Regions from separate parts of the Mus musculus genome. Here region 1 is linked to region 2. The links are chromatin loops, found by intact Hi-C in ENCODE. Cell type or tissue: heart. All regions are shown on one strand.

Region 1 (8,000 bases), 52 kb after region 2:
CTGTGATGCCACAGGGCAGAGGGAGGGAGCGGAGGAAGCCTGTTCAGAGGACGGTGGCCAGATGCGCCTCTCCTTTATTACCCCAGCGGCATCTGGGAGGCAGGGGTCACGGGAGGACTTTGGACCTGCAGGTTTGCCTGGGAAACAAAGGTCTCCTGTGCGTCTTGAGCTGGCTGAGCCAGTGTGGCGCTTGTGACCTGCGCTTCCCTTCCGTTGTTTCCCAGGTCTCTAGTAAGATCTTGAAGGGACACGGGATGATCCTGCCCTGCTCCTCCCTGCCCCCTCGACTAGCCAGATGTCCACCCCTATAATCCTATAGCTCCGCCCTCCTCTAAGGAGCTGAGACCCTGTTCAGCCTGTGCTACTTGGAAGGAGCATGACAAACATCCACACTGGTCTGATAGATTCCCAGCTCGCCTCTCTGCCCTATCCCTACTCTGTAGTAACTGTCAGGCAACAGGCCTGTGACCCCCAAAGAGAAACTGCCAGACTTAGGACAAGAGTGACTGCCATGGGCTATTGATAGTGGGGACTCTCCTGAACCCTGATGTCCCTCACCCAAGGCCTAACGGTACTTTCCAACTTCCCTGGCTTTGGTGGTTTCATGGCCCTCTCTCAGGAATCCAAATTCTTCCTGCTACCTAGGGCTCCTTAAAGGGAGGTCGGCACCCATACGCCTCTATGAAGACTTTGCAGCCTTAGAAATAAGCACAAAAATTCATGTTTTCGGGCTGGTGAGATGGCTCAGTGGGTAAGAGCACCCGACTGCTCTTCCGAAGGTCCAGAGTTCAAATCCCAGCAACCACATGGTGGCTCACAACCATCTATAATGAGATCTGGCGCCCTCTTCTGGAGTGTCTGAAGACAGCTACAGTGTACTTACATATAATAAATAAATAAATAAAAAAGAGTTTAAAAAAAAAAAAAGAACATCTCTAAAAAAAAAGTTAAAAAAAAAAAAACGCATGTTTTCATAAAGCTAAGGGTGCTCATTAGGTATGGCAGCACGCTGTAATTCTAGCACTCTAGAGGCAGAAGCTGGAGGATCACGAGTTCAAGGCCACCCTCTGCTACATAGCAGGTCTGAGGCCAGTTTGAGTTTTATGAGCTACGTACTGTCTCACAATGAAGAAACAAAGTAAACCCACATATATTTAACTTAATTTTTAAAATAAGCATAGAGTGTGTGTGTCTATGTGCGCTGTGTGTGAATGTGTTCATTCGTCTGCGTGACAGTGGTGGGGATGAGTGGGACCTAAGAGCGGGAGGAGGAGGGGAAAGAGTGATTAGATTACGTTATATTCAAGGATAGAATTGTCTTTCTTTTTTTTTATTTCCTGGTTTTTCAAGACTAGGTTTCTCTGTGTAGCGGTGGCTGTCCTGGAACTCACTCTGTACACCAGATTGGCCTGGAACTCAGAGATCCACCTGCCTCTGCCTTCTGGGTGCTGTGATTAAAGGCGTGCGCCACCACTGCCCTGGTGACATATGAAAACTTCAAAGAACAAATTTAATTTTAAAACATTGGCTACAAAAATTTTAAAAAGTTCCCAGATCGGAGAATTCTCTGTGAATAGATGGCTAGATCCCCCCTAAGATGCAGTGAGAGCCCCCTTGGACACTGCAGGCCCAGCCTCTCTCCTACCTGACTGTCACTTGGCCCTGATCACAAGGATGCTCATCTTCTGGCCATACTCAGAAAGCCACTTACCTTGCTGGACTACCTACCCTCCTCCTACAGCCAGGTTGAACCCTAACCTGCCCCTTCCTCCCTCACACCCAGGTTTTACTGTACTGTAGCAAACCCCAGCAAAAACAAGGAAAAGGACAGGCTTTCAGTTCCTAGCAGATGTTGTCAGGGGTTGTTGTCTTAGTTTTAGTACTGGGTACCAAACCCCAAGACTTCATCCATGGAAGGCAAACACTCTACCAACTGAACTATATCCCCAGCCCTCAAATCAGATTTTGAAAGGAAGAAAGTTCTCCTGAGAAGGAAAAAGGTTTTGCCAGATGCACTAGGGAGACACCTTGGGGCTTTTACCCCTTTCACAAAGAACTACAGTCAACTTCAGAACACTGAGAGCGGCAGAGGCAGTCTTCCACAGGAGAGGGCACGCCAGCTGGCTATCCAATACCAAGTGGTCAGCCCTGAAAGCATATGTACAAACTACATTATACAGACTGAGCAGGCTATATTTAGGAATATATATGTATATATATATATATATATATATACACACACATATATATACACACATACATACATATATGTGTGTGTATGTATATGTGTATATATTATGTATTCACATATACATATATGCATTATATATGTGTGTATATACATATATGTACATATATACATATGCATGTAACAACAATTAAAAATTTAAAAGGGGGCCAGCAATTTGAAACATCAAGGAGGAGTATATAGGAGACTTCAGAGGGAGGAAAAGAAAAGGGGCTACCAAGTACTTATGACCTCAAAAATAAAAGAAATAATAGCGATATTGTTTAAAAAGGAAAAGCTCTGATGAGGTGTGATCCAACTGTAACCGACCTCCCGTGTGAAGTCATGTTAGGCCCTTTCTAGGATGTTGCCAGCCTCAGCGCTGCCAGCTAAGGGGACCAGACTCAGTGGTTTGTTATTTTGCGACTGATGTGTGTCCTTCAGCCAGACACTAGATACCCACTTGTTCTCATCCCATCAAGGCTTGCTCAGGAGTGTGCAGAAGCTGCGTGCTGCGCTGTGCGTTTTTCCGGACCCCCTCGCCCAAGCCCAGATTCTAGGTATGGCTTAGGTCACCTCCCCGAAATAAAGCTAAACCCTCTCGAGGCTCCTTCAGTGAGCCAGGTGGAGGCTCAAAACAAGTTCTGTGTGTTTCCAGACGGAGTTTGCATTTCCCCAGGGCCATGCCCAGATGGAGCTTATCAAGCTAACTACTCAAACAAATAATAGATCCAGGTAAAAGGGAGCCAGGTGCAGGTAGGCCTGAGCTCAGAGTCCAGAGTGAGGAGTGAGCCAAGCAGTAGGAGACTGGCCACCTGAAGAGAAGGACAAAGTTGAAAAACAGGGGACTTGAGTCCCCACCCTAAAAGTGGATCCAGGAAGAAAGTGGCAACAGGGAGCTTCCCAATTAGGCCTGGACGGAATTCACCAAAAACGCCAGGGTCGCCAGCGTGCTCCGGACCGAGCAAAGGCCCCAGGGTCCGGGAGGCAGCCTGAGATTAAGGCGGCAAAAGGCGCGTCGCCGCTTCGAGTCGCTCCAGGGTGTCCGCGGGCGTCCGGAGAGCTGGGAGCGCACGCCCTCCCCGCGCCCTGGGCGCAGCGCCCCGCAGCGCTTACCTGGCGGGAACCTGGGTCTCAGGGGACTGCTGCCCCGCCGAGGAGTACAGCATGAGGAGGATCCCAGAGCTGGTGGCAACGAGCAACAACATCCGAAAGAGCCAGCGGCGCGGGAGGTCCATGTGAGCCTGGCCGGGGTGCGCCCCGTCTGCCGCCCTGCTCACCGAGCCCCCGGCCGGAGAGGACCGTCCCAGTGGGACCCGCGGAGGCGGCGGCCCTGCTCTGCCCCGCCCTGCCCAGGGCGGGCTGCCGCGCGCCTCCGGGTCCTGCAGCTCCCCCCTGTGTCCTCGCCAGGCCTTAGGTCGCAGCAACTCCAGAGACTGAGCGTCTCTAAGGCCGTCGTGCAGCTGCGGATGGCTGGAGCCGCGAGCGCTGTTCCAGGGCTGTCCCCGGGGGACTTCGATGGCGGCTACCCCTGAGGCTGCTCTCCAACGAGAGCCACACCCCGGATGTACCTATTCCAGAGTCGGGCAGGGATGTACGGTTCTCACCGTCCAGGGCAAGCATGTGCAGTGAAGGGTGGGAAGGGCACGAGGAGACAAGGCTGTCTGCTGCCCTGATTGAGCACTGTGCGCTTAGGGATGTCCACCCCAGGTTTCTGGACCAGAAGCCGGTGGCTGGCAGCTGTGAAACAATCTGGCCGGCTCCCTCACAAGGACCGAGGACTTGATGGGTTAAGGCTCTTGTACCTTATGTACTTGCAGAAGAGTATATTCAAATAATGGAAGGAAACCCCTTAGCTTGGATTTGGGGTTAAAGGTGGAGGGTTCAGGTAGGGAGCCGCCGGCCGTGGGGTGCACTAAGGGGCTTAGGTTGTCATCTGTTTATTTGGTGACTACCCATTGAGATGGAGGACGTCACGCAGGGAGCCCGCGGTGATGGTTGTTACCTCTCTGTTTGGCAACACGCAGAAAAGCCAGGCCTCTCCATGCGCTGCTCAGACTTGGCCTGAGAGGCGGAGAGACTGGGAGAGGTGGAGCATCAACATCGCCCGGGGCTGGGGAAACTGGCCTGCTCTTTGGAAGCAGAGCCCTTTCTGTCTGTGAGCCATCGGTGGTGTGTTCTTCAGTATAGTCTGGGAGAGTGGACCTCGGCTCCCCAAGCTTTAATCTGGTCTGATAGCTGAGAAAATTGGGGTTCACGAATTGGTATCTGCCCAGTGTCAGACCCTGGGTCTGTGGATAAGAGCAGCTTCTTCAGTCTGCGACCCAGTCTTGTGTGGGCCAGGACGGAGTCCCTGGAGTGTAGCCAATCAAATCAATCCTGCCCTTTGTTCCCGAGCTGAAAGTGTCGTGGTGCTAATGGCCACAGCTAAGAATTTGTGCTTTCACGTTTTGTTTTATTCTCCATGTCCATACACTTGTTGATGTGCAGGCACACGTAATTTGTAGAAGATCTCGTTCTCTCCTTCTACCAAGTTTGTCCCAGGAATTGAACTCGGGACCTTGGGCTTTATCTGCTGAGCCATTTTGATGGCCCCTGATTTCCAGTTTTTCCTTTCAATCTTTGCGCTCTTCCTTTGTCAAAATTGCTGTTACTTAACCCTGTACAGTTTCTTCCCTTCCTGGGGATGCTCGCTCTCTCCTCCTCCGTGGGAGTTGCCCCCCATCCATGTTAATGATGTAGGTCTATGTTTTTTTTTTTTTTACAGTGTCCCATAGCAACACTTCCTGGACCAAAGCATCCTCACTCCTCCCATCCAGTCTGTCCTGACACCTCAGGTTTCTCAGGAGCTTATGCTCTCCAGGTCATAATTTGTGCTGCTGTCTCAGCAGCAGCACAAATCCACTTGCGGGCTTGGCTTTCCACCCAACCAAAGTTCTACACAGATTCATGCTTGGATCTGCGCTGCAGCACTCCCTGCCCCCACGTGCCCACTCATTTCAAAACAGAACCGAACCACCAGAAACCCAGCTCCGCTCACTTCTCGCCAGCCATTGCCCAAGTCTTGGTTGGCTTCCGCTCCGGTTCTGCTTCCTAGTGACTCTGGAACATCCTGCCAAGTTCTCTCTTGTCTCTGCCATTCTTTCAACAGGAGTGAGCATCGGGCTGGGGATTTAGCTCAGTTGGTAGCATGCATCCCTCGAACTCATAAAGCTCTATGTCAACCCCCAGTACCACAGTTATGGTAGCATACATCTGTACAGGGAAAGGCAAGAGGATTAGAAGTTCAAGGACATCCTTGCCTACTTAAGAGTATTCAAGGCCAGCCTGGGATACGTGAGACTCCACCCAGTGGTTACTGTTAACTGTTAATGGGATCAGTCTGGAGCAGAGCTTGCCTAGATCCAGGTTGGCTTTTTTTTCCTTTTTCTTTTCTTTCTTTTTTTGAGGCAAGGGCTACACAGGTAGCCCTGGCTTGCCTGGTACTTGCTCTGTAGCCCGGCCTGACCTTGACTTGGTCCACATGAGTTAATGTCTCAGATTAGCTGCTTCGGGTTCCTTGGCTCCCTTCAGTCCTGTACTGCAACCTGGATTGGAAGCCAGGTTTTTTCCTTGGTCTTATTCAGGGTACTTTATCCTAGCAAAGACATGACACTAAGACACCCTGTGTCAAACAGCAATCAAATAAAGACCACAAAGCCCGGGTACAGTGGCACACACCTTTAATCTCAGTGCTGGAAGGCAGAGACCTGCAGATCTCTGAGAGCTAGAGGCCAGTCTGGTCTACATAGTGAGTTCCAAGACAGCCAGGGCTACATAGTGAGACCCTGTCTCAGAAACGAAAGCGCAAACCTGTTTTAACTTGCATGCCCCTCACTACTGAGATGTTTCCCTCTGGTCAGGTGACAGGTTAGCCAGGCACAGGTTCAAGACTCAGGTCAAGAAGACAAGACTCCTGGATGAGAGTGTCATTTACAAAATAGGCAGCATTGGCCTCCTCATGCTGGGTCTCTGAGCCTGCAAGCCCAACGGGATAAGGCAGAGAGGCGAAGGAGCCTGCAAGCCCAACGGGATAAGGCAGAGAGGTGAAGGAGCCTGCAGCACAGACCAAGAACTCTGCACAGAGGGACGCGTGATACTGAATGACCTGCCAGCTGTGAGCACACGTGCATTTGCTGGACAGAGAGAGCCTTATTACCCTCCCCTCAACGGGCCAAAATGTGCCCCTGCTCCAGAGGAAGGCGCCATCTTCATCCTCCTAGGTTGTTTACTGACTAGGCAACTTTGGAACAAAAGGGCGGATGTGTCTGTCCTCAGAGGTGTGACTAATGGTTAAGAACTGTCTTCCCACTGGTTCCTGCTCACACCTGTGGCCTGAAATCCAGCTCTGAAATCCTCCAGGCTCTGAAATCCAGCCTCCTAACCCCACCCCGCCCCTGCTGTGTGTCCTCCAGAGACTCAGGTTTTGCTTTAGCAGCCACTCCCTCCACACAACCCCGGTGGAGTCCTGACCCCAGTTCATAAAGTGCAGGGCCACTGAGCCGGCTCAGTGGGTAAAGGTGTCGAGTCTCACGACCCTAGTTCAAATCCTGTGACGCACAGAGTGGAAGGAGAGAACCAACTCCCAGCCACCCCACAGTCTACGTCATGGCATTGTATAGATGTACACACATGTCCACATACACGAAATGTGATGATAACGACAACATCCTCAAGCGATGTCTCGTCCTCAGAAGCTAAAAGGCAGACAGCACACTGTTCGGCTGGCTCTTCTTAGCTTAGCGACCCTGTTTCTTCCCAGTCTGTTCCCTGTCCTCTTGTCTCTGAAGCTGTCTTCCGTGGCCGCAGTGTCACCGTGGCTGAGCCTCTGTTACCAGTGGATCCGGTGTTCTCTGGGTGTCATCCAGACACACCTGCCCGTGAATTCAACTCTGAGATCCTCACAATCTCTGCCTGGAATGCTCTCCTCTTTTGATGTTGCCAGACAGCGCTTTGTTGGCCATGGAGTCTGCCTGTCTCTATCTATGTCCCATCAGCTGCACATCTGCTTAGCTTCAAAGGGGCGCTCTGAAGACCTGCTGCTGCTGCTGCAATGGTTTCTGAGACAAGGTCTCTCTGTGTGGCCCTGGCTGTCCTGGAACTCACTCTGTGGACCATGCTGGCTTCAAACTCAAGAGATCTACCAGCCTTTGCCTCCTGGTACTGGGATTAAAGGTGTGCGCCCCACTGCACCTCTTAATTATCTTTTTATTTTATGTGTATGGATATTTCCTTGCCTCTATGTTATCTGTGGACCAAATGCATGCCTGGAGCCTGCAGAGGTCAGAAAAGAGTGTCGGATCCCCTGAGACTGGAGTTACGACTGGTGTGGGCTGCAGTGTGCTTTCAGAAAGTCAAACTCTGGTCCTCTGGGAAGGCAGCCAGTGCTTTTAGCCACTGAGCCATCTCTCCGGCCCCACCTGAGCTGCTTTAGGACTGACCCGGCTTTCCCACAAGCCCTTCTGCCTGCCTTTTATCTCAATGGCTGGCACTCTGTCCCCAGTCACTAGCCTCGAGGCATAATGCAAGCTTCTCTTTCCTTCACAACAAAGTTGAAGCATTGGAGTGGAGAGTTGAGGCTGATTTATCTCCCTGTAAGCAAAGAAATGATAGGCAGGCAGGTGTTACGGTTTAGGTTTTCCGTGTTTCTCTTTGTCTGTCTGTCTGTCTCTCTCTTTCTTTTTTTTTTTTTTTTTTTAGATTTTTATTTATTTTCTGTATAGGAGTACACTGT
Region 2 (8,000 bases):
TAGCTGTCTGAAAACAGTCTGCTCCCGGCTTCTGTTTGATGAAGATAGAGAACTCTTGGCTCCTACAGCACCAGGCCTTCCTGGATGCTACCTTGCTTCCTGCCATGATGATAAGGGACTGAATCTCTGAACTTGTAAGTCAGCCTCAATTAAATATTGTCCTTATAAGAGTTGCTTTGGTCATGGTGTCTCTTCACAGCAATGTAACCCTAGCTAAGGCATAGCATTTTGCTATATAGCCCAGACTGTCCTAGAACTCACTAGGTAGCCCAAGCTGGCCTGGAACCTGTGGTAATCCTCTCACCCAAGTCTACCAAATTGTAGGAATTATGGTGTGAGCCATCATGATGGGCAGATCGGGGCCTTTATGAAAGAGCCCCTGAAACCCGGGATGGTGGTGCACGCCTGCAATGGAAGAACTTGGGAAGATGAAGGCAGGCGGATCAGGGTCACAGGGAAGGAGCATCCATGAACTAGAAAGTGTTCCCACTGCACACACAGCAAACATGCTGGTCCCCTGATCTTGGGCTCCCTAGATCCCCAGATGGTAAGACATATATCCCAGTGCTTAGCACATTTGATCAGTGCCCACATGGGCAGGGCACTCCTCTTGTTTTCCTATGGACGCCCCTTGCCCTCTTTCCATCTGATTCTTCTCCACCCTTTCTTGACAAGGCTCTCATTGGTGCAGACCAAGGCTCTCATTGGTGCAGACCAAGGCTTCTTATTGGTGCAGACTGCCCCCTGACACCATCCATGTATTCTTGGGCTCATCTCTTCTGTACTCTCACCACCGTTGCCCCCCACCCCCACGAAGGCTTTCTTCCAAGGCAGCCTTGTCAGGGCTTAAGGTCCCCACCCCGCCATCTGTCTGCAAAGCAGTAGATGCTAAGCTCTAACACAGCTTCAGGGCCTCTGCCCTCTCCCTGGTCCTCCTTCTCCCTCCTCCCCCCCTCCCAGAAGAGGACATGGTTTCCTCTGGTCTCCTCGTTGATCCCATCCGGTCCTGAGCTGAAATCCCAGCCTTTGCACCTCTGAGATGCTTGTGTTGGGATGAAGGATCCAACTGCACGGAACTCATGCGCAGACCCGCTCTTGATGGCTATTTGGCTATTTCCCTTGGAAATGATAAGCCCGAAGTCACCTCTGCTCTCCTCTGTCACCCCCACCCCCACCCCACATCAGGAAACATGTTAAATCAGCCTCAAAATTTAATCTCAAAGCTGAATGTCATGGAGGGTCTGTATGATCTTATCATTTCAGAGGCTGAGGGAGAAGGGCTGAAAGTTGAAGACCAACCTGGACCAGTGAAGACACAGTGAGATCCTGTCTCAAATAAATAAATAAATATTAAAAAGACAAAGAAAACCGTTCTTGGATGTGCTGTCTCTGTCTCTTACCATCTCCATTGCTAACCCTCTGTCTAAACATCGGCCTTCTCTGCCATGTGTTTGGGAATCTGGTCACATGACCTTGCAGCAGCAAGCCCCAAGTGTCAAAGGTGAGGCATTAGGACCAAGGGTCTTGAGGGGTGAGCTCATCCCCTCAAGTCTCCCAAGGTATGGCCACCACAGTACTCAGCCAGGCTTGTTCTCGAAACACCCAAAGAACGTACTTTCACAGAAAGGCTGTGAAGGAAGGTTCTGGAAGGGAGGTCAGAGCAGCCTGAGAGAAACAGCACCACCTCCATTGGTGAGAAGATGGGTCAGGGGTTGTTGCCCTGTGGTGGGGAGAGAGCTGAGGCTGAAGAGAATCAAACTGTGAAGAATGAGGACTCCAGTGGGATCGGTCAGGTAAGGGTCTCTGTGACTGAGGAGACCACGGGCTTGATTCCAGGCCACAAAAGCCCCTCACCTGGGACTGGAGAAATGGTTCAGTGGTTAAGAGCACTTGCTGTTCTTGCAAAGAACCAGTTTGGTTCCCGCTACTCACCCCTGTCTGTACTCCAGTTCCAGGGTATCTAGCGCCCTCTTTTGGCCTCCTCGGGCCCTGCATGGGACATGGACAACAGGAGGTACCATGTTTGGTTGTTGGTCTTAATGACTTTGCAAAGCTGTTGTGTCTCCAAGAAGAAAACAAACACTTATGCAGGTCTCTCTCTCTCTCACTTTCTTTTTCTTTTTTCCTTCCTTCCTGCCTTCCTGCCTTCCTGCCTTCCTCCCTTCCTCCCTCCCTCTCTCTCTCCCTTCCTTCCTTCCTTCCTTCCTTCCTTCCTTCCTTCCTTCCTTCCTTCCTCTCTCCTTCCCTTCCTCCCTCCCTCCCTTCTTTCCTTCCTTTCTTCCTTCCTCCTGCTCTTTCTAAAAATGCACTTTAGTGGCATCTAAACGTGGGCAGAGTGGATGTACTGAGATTGGGGTACCGAGGAAGAGTGAGGTGTTAGACTGTCCTTTCCTTGAAAACAGAGAAATATGGGCTCTGCTGGACAGCTGTACGGAGGCCCTGGCAGAGAGGCCAGCATATGGGCCAGGTTGCTGGGCACCACTCTCAGTTCTTGGCAAGGTCTGAAGGTGGCAGCCATAGGTGTTGCCAGCTGAGCTCCTGGGCCTCCTTGAAGCTGTTGGTGAAACAGGCACAGGTCACCTTCCCAGGCTGCTGGAAGAGCATGAAGCCAAAGCCACACAGGCAGGCCTGAAGTCTGTTGTTGCTGTCTTCCTAAACTGCCCTTTGACCTGGTTGCATCAAACTGGGCACCTTGGTTAAGGCCCAGCAGAACTTCTACTCTCCCTGCCCTGGGCAGGCCTGGGGCACAGCAGATCCCCTCTTGTTTACAGGCAACGTGCCAATGGAGAACAGCATTGGATTATTTATGTTGGCCAGCCCCTAAGGTGAGGCCGCCTGCCATAGTTGACTTTCTATTGCTCTGATAAACATCATGACCAAATCAACCTGGGGAGGAAAGGGTTTATTTCAATCCTTCATAAACGGAAATCAAGGGCTGGTGAGATGGCTCAGCAGTTAAGAGCACTGACTGTTCTTCTGAAGGTCCTGAGTTCAAATTCCAGCAACCACATGATGGCTCACAACCATCAGTACAGCTAAAGTATACTGATATACATAAAATAAATAAAATAAATATTTAAAAAAATTAAAGCTACCAACAGTTCAATAAAGGGAAGTCAAGGCAGGAACCTGGAGGCAGGAGCTGATGCAGAGGTCGTGGAGTGTGCTGCTTCCTGGCTGGCTCCTCATGGCTTACTCAGTCTGCTTTCTTCTCATTGCTTTTTCTTTGTTTTGTTTTGATAGAGAGTCTCTCTGTGTAGCCCTGTCTGTCTTAGAGCTCACTCTGTAGAACAGGCTGGCCTTGAACTCAGAAATCCACCTGCCTCTGCCTCCCAAGAGCTGGGACTGAAGGCGGATGGCACTGCTCACAGTGGGCGGGGTCCTTCCACACCAATCCCTAATCATGAAAATGTCACCCAGGCTTGCCCACAGGCTCTCCCCAGATGACTCCAGCTTGTGTCAAGTTGACAAAAGCCAACTGCAAAGTTTCCTGTTTGGTTTTTTGAGACAGGGTCTTACTGTAGCCTAGGCTGCTTTTGCGTTTAAAGTGGTCCCCTTTTGTCAGCCTCCCCGAGTGCTGCATAGGCTTCCGTGTTCTCCCCCACCCTCGCCATCCCCTCTCCCCAGCTTCTCTCATTTCTTTTGTTGTGTATAGGACAGAGGGCAACCTCAGATATAGTCTCTCTGGAGTCACCCACTTCTGTTATGAGACACAGTCTTCCTCCAGGGACCTGGGGCTCATCAGTTAAGCAAGGCTGGTCAGCAAGCCCCAGGGATCTGCCTGCGTTTCTAAGCAAGGGTCACCACAGCCCTTTTTTGTTTGTTTGTTTGTTTGTTTTTGTTTTTTCTGCATCTTCTGCTTTTTATTGCATTGTGTTGAGATTCCTGTGCTTGAGGAAAGCTCTTGGAGTCTGCATCATCTCAGGTCCCAGTAAGGCTGCCTCCCTTATGGTGTAATGTGGAGCCAGGAAGCTGGCGGGCTAGAGATGGATGCTTTCTTGGATGAAGTTCCTGGATAGTGCCAGCAGGGGTCGCTGTGGAGCTGTACTGGGGGCCTCTTTGTCAGGGAAGAGGTGGCAGTCTCCTTGTGATGCTCCCCGCTCGCTCGATGCCCACACCCCCCGTGGCTCTCAGCTTGATCTCGCCAGGGGGAGCTGACCCAGTTGCTCTGCCTCTCACTAAGAAGGCTGACTACTTGTAGAACACAGGACAAAAGCCCAGGCATCGTCCCTGCACAGGCCTAAAACCAGGAGTCGCCTGCACCCCCCCCCCCCTATTCCTTCAGCATCCCCGGTCCGTGGGGGGTGATGGTGCACGTCCTCTCTAGAAGGTAGGGATCAGGGAGAGTTCTCAATAGCAGGTTCCAGGATAGCTCCAGATTTCCACCCACGCCATTCTCAAGACTTGTGTGGGGAGGCCTTTTCGGAGATGACGCTCTATCTTGACCTGCTGACACTCCACCAACCAGCTCTGGCTGGACCTCAGGGATCAGGAGGCTCAGAGGCTCCCGGCCTTTTCTTGTTGCCATGGTACACCCCCCACCCTTCTCCATCTCCTCCCAGTGTCTCTCACGGGATTCCTGCTCAGCGGCTCAGTTTGTCCTCGGCTCTCCTGGTTCTCAGAGTCTGGCCAGCCCGCCCCGTTCCGAACACCTTTCTTGCACCCCGCCCCCATGCTCCTCCCACTGTCTTGCAAGGCCGACTTTTGCTTAAAGGAATTAACATTGTGTCTTGCTTTGTAGTCCTTCTTCCTCGGCCTCTCCAGTGTTGGGAGCATCACCACACCGGGCTTCCTATTTTCAAATGGAAGCTCTGAAAGATTTGCTCTCTTGCCCAGAGTCACACAGCAGCGCCGCCGACTGAGTGTGAACTCGGAGGCCACCAGTCTGGCATGCTCTCTCTCTGGAAAGGCCTGGCCTGCGCTGCCCTCTCAGCACCCTGCATCCTCCTCCGGTTCCCGGCTCACTCTTGGCCCGTGTGTTTGTGTTGCTTTCTAAGACTGCTATTTATTTATTCTTTGGATTTCCAGCGAGTTCTCTGCTGTGCCAGGCGCCCAGGAGATGAAGAGAGGAGCGGCCTACATTCAAGTGCAGGAACTGGGAGACAAGACTTTTCCCCTTGTTAGCTGAGTCCTCTCAGACAGCCTGAAGCCCTCCCAAGGGGCAGAAGCGGTTTCCGGTTCTCCTGTACCCCTCCCTATGGTGACCTCCTTGGTTTCTCCTCAGAGACTTGATGCTGCTGTTGTGACCATTGCTATGGGGGGATGGACAGGCCTTGCTCAGCGGGGCTTGGGAAGAGTTTCTGGGCTGAGAGCTTAGGGTTGAAGGTTAATTCCAGCAGGGCTCCTTTTCTGCTGTACCCAAGGGCTGATCCCGGAAGCATCGGGGCCTATTCAGCATCTCGAGTGAAATGTCTGTGCGCAGGCCTAGAAGGTTGAGGTTTAATTTTTGGCTATGTCACTAGTGTACACGACCAGGGCCCGTCTGCATGGACAGCTGGACAGTACTCCCACCCCACCCCTTTTTGAGGCAGGGGCTTATCATGTAGCCCAGGCTGTCCTCTGACTTGTAATCCTCCATTCCCCGTCTGGTGGGTGCTCAGATGACACATGTGTGCTACCAAGCCCAGCTCTGACAACACTCCCTTTATCCCACACTGACCCTGTCCTTGCCAGATTTCCTGGACAAAATCCAAAAGGCACTGATTTATTTATTTATCTATTTATTTATTTATTTATTTCTGGAGATTAAACCTAGGGCCTGGGTATGGCCAGGCCAATGTTCTTGCCCTGAGCTGGACCCTCAGCTTTCTTTATTTTTTATTTTGAGATAAGGACTTACTAAGTGGCTCAGGCTGGCTTTAAACTTGTGACTTACCCCCACCCCCACCCCCACCCCGCCTCAACCTCCCAAGAAAGCTCTAAACCAGATAGTCCTAGCTTCTCTGAAGTTTTAGTAAGACAGACCCATCCCTTGCTCCTATAAAATCCAACTTCTGCCCTTTTTTTCTTAGCCTCTGAGCAATCGACAGTCCAACTCAGAGTGCCCCACCCAGGAGCAGCTAGAGCCAGCACAAGGGAAGGGGTTCCCTCAATGGAACTGTTTTCAATGAAACCACCCTTAGCTAGAACTGCTGAGGGGAGAGAGGGGTGACGGCAGGTCCAGGAGGAAAAGATCAAGCAGAGGCCAGAGACAGGAAGAACAGACCTGGTTTAATGACACAGCTGGATCTGGTTACAAACATCAGAAACTACAAAAGACAGGCAGTTACAGGAAGGCTGTGCGAGGGTGGGACCAGAGGGGACGCAGGCACGGTAGCCACAGCAGTAAGACATCTTCCAGGACAGTACACGTGACCAAGGGGTACACACGGGGTTCCCAGCAATGTTAAGGAGACTATGTGGAGAGGGTGAGCAGGTGGCCCCAGAGGAGGGCAGGAGAGAGAGGCCCTGGTCTGCTGAGGGGTGTGAGGACAGCCCCCGTCCTGTGGCCTGGCTGCTGTCTGAAGTGAGCAGGTGAGGCTGACATTCTAGGGCTCCACACTGAGGCTGCCCCTCACCCCCACCCCCATATACCGGACACATACACTGGCCAACATCCCATTGGGATCTCCTGAACTCTTGGTGTGTGCCCTGATCCTTGCCCTTTCCAGGACAAGCCAGTCAGGCAAACCCTTGGGGAGGGGAGGGGAGGGGAGGAGAGGAGAGGGGAGCCAGATCTTTATGTTTTTTTTTTTTCTTCCGTTTGACCCGAGGTCTTCCTGTGTAGCCCCAGCTAGCCTGAAACTCACCACCGTGGAGACCAGGTAGATGACCACCTGACCTCAGACGCAACGATTGTCCTTCCTCCGCCTCCCAAGCTCTGGGATTCTCTTGTTTTGTGGGGGTAGGGCAGGAATGCAGGGCACTGAGCTGTAGGAGCAAGCTGACTCACCCCAACTCTCCCACCTGGCCCCTCCTCTTGTGCTGTTGCCAGCTTTCACCCTGCTCCCGGTAGAGCTGCCCAGAAAGATGGCCAGGACTCTTCTGGCCTCCCACGGCTGGGCAAGACCTAGGCTTCTGGGCCTGCAGGCGCACTCGATAGATATGTACGTGTGTGTTATATATATTTATATATAGATAGTATATAGAATATATCTGTGTATATGGTAGATGTGTGTGCGTGATGCTCTAGAGATGGCGAGGAGAACCTGCATGCTGGCGGGCAGAGTGAAGCAGGGATAGTTCCTTTCTGAAGTGACTCACGGGCTTGTCCTCGCTTCCCACCGGCCACTTTGCCAGGTCCCTCTCTAACAGTCAGTAGAAAAAGCTAAGAAGAGTGTGCCCCTGCTGTGAGGCAGAGGGATTCCCCTCTGCTAGATTCAGCATCCAGGGATCCAGCCCCACCTCCCAGTAGCCTGGGGGGACCACAGCCATGATGAAGGCCTCCTTTCGGGAAGTCGAGTCAGGGGTTCCTCCAGCTTCCTTGGCACCCAGAAATGGAAGGTCAATGCGTGTCTTCAGAAGTCGGCCTTCTGCCCAAAGTGCTGCCAGGGAGGGGGGAGCTGGGAGGGGTCTTACGGCCCTGAAGAGGGCAGAGTGGCTGGTGGGCTGTGGATGAGACAGGAGATGAAGGTAACAGGTTACAGGGGTCAGTGGGGAAAGGTGGATGATGGGACACCTGAGGTACCGGGAGAGGTGACTTGGGGGTCTTGGGATGGGACCCTTTCTGCTGAGAGACCCAACACCGCTGCACAACCCCCCATTACCTCCAACCTCACTGTGCTACCTCAAGCCAGTTGGGTGGCCCACAAGGGGCCTGGATCTGTCCCTCTAAAATGCGACCGGCGTCGTATATGCTTGCCCACTGAGGACAGAAGCGATTCACACACTCTACGATGTCACACACTCTACGATGTCACAGGGAGAGCCAGCCTGAACTTGTTTTCCGTTCATCTGGAAATAGGCTGTGCTGCTTGGCGCAGCAGAGCGAGTGCTCCCTGGCTTCTGTGTGGTAATGTCTT

Evidence for each region. Hi-C counts contacts between places; a loop is a spot of excess contacts. Peaks named below come from ENCODE experiments on the same cell type or tissue, not always from the same donor. Only the 100,000 strongest peaks of a DNase experiment are listed, where the experiment ranks them.
Region 1: a loop joins it to region 2, with 4 times the contacts of the local background. A loop is called at or near these places in 4 of 42 quality-filtered maps.

The regions. Positions count from the first base shown.
Region 1 is chr11:116,691,094-116,699,093 of GRCm38, forward strand. It overlaps St6galnac2 (ST6 (alpha-N-acetyl-neuraminyl-2,3-beta-galactosyl-1,3)-N-acetylgalactosaminide alpha-2,6-sialyltransferase 2), which reads right to left and starts at 3,567. Exons shown (of 9, transcript NM_009180.3): 1 at 3,344-3,567. The coding sequence starts at 3,465. In heart, CTCF peaks have their summits at 845 (motif pointing left) and 3,636 (motif pointing left); DNase peaks (open chromatin) are centred at 3,668 and 4,418; H3K4me3 peaks cover 1,455 bases; H3K27ac peaks cover 1,014 bases; H3K27me3 peaks cover 5,760 bases.
Region 2 is chr11:116,639,406-116,647,405 of GRCm38, forward strand. Cygb (cytoglobin) reads right to left here. Exons shown (of 4, transcript NM_030206.4): 4 at 6,190-7,587. The coding sequence ends at 7,554. Among named protein-coding and RNA genes, the nearest start is that of Cygb, 11 kb to the right of the region's middle. In heart, CTCF peaks have their summits at 1,968 (motif pointing left) and 4,020 (motif pointing right); DNase peaks (open chromatin) are centred at 4,086, 4,556, 5,336, 6,506 and 5 weaker places; H3K4me3 peaks cover 1,019 bases; H3K27ac peaks cover 2,345 bases; H3K27me3 peaks cover 246 bases.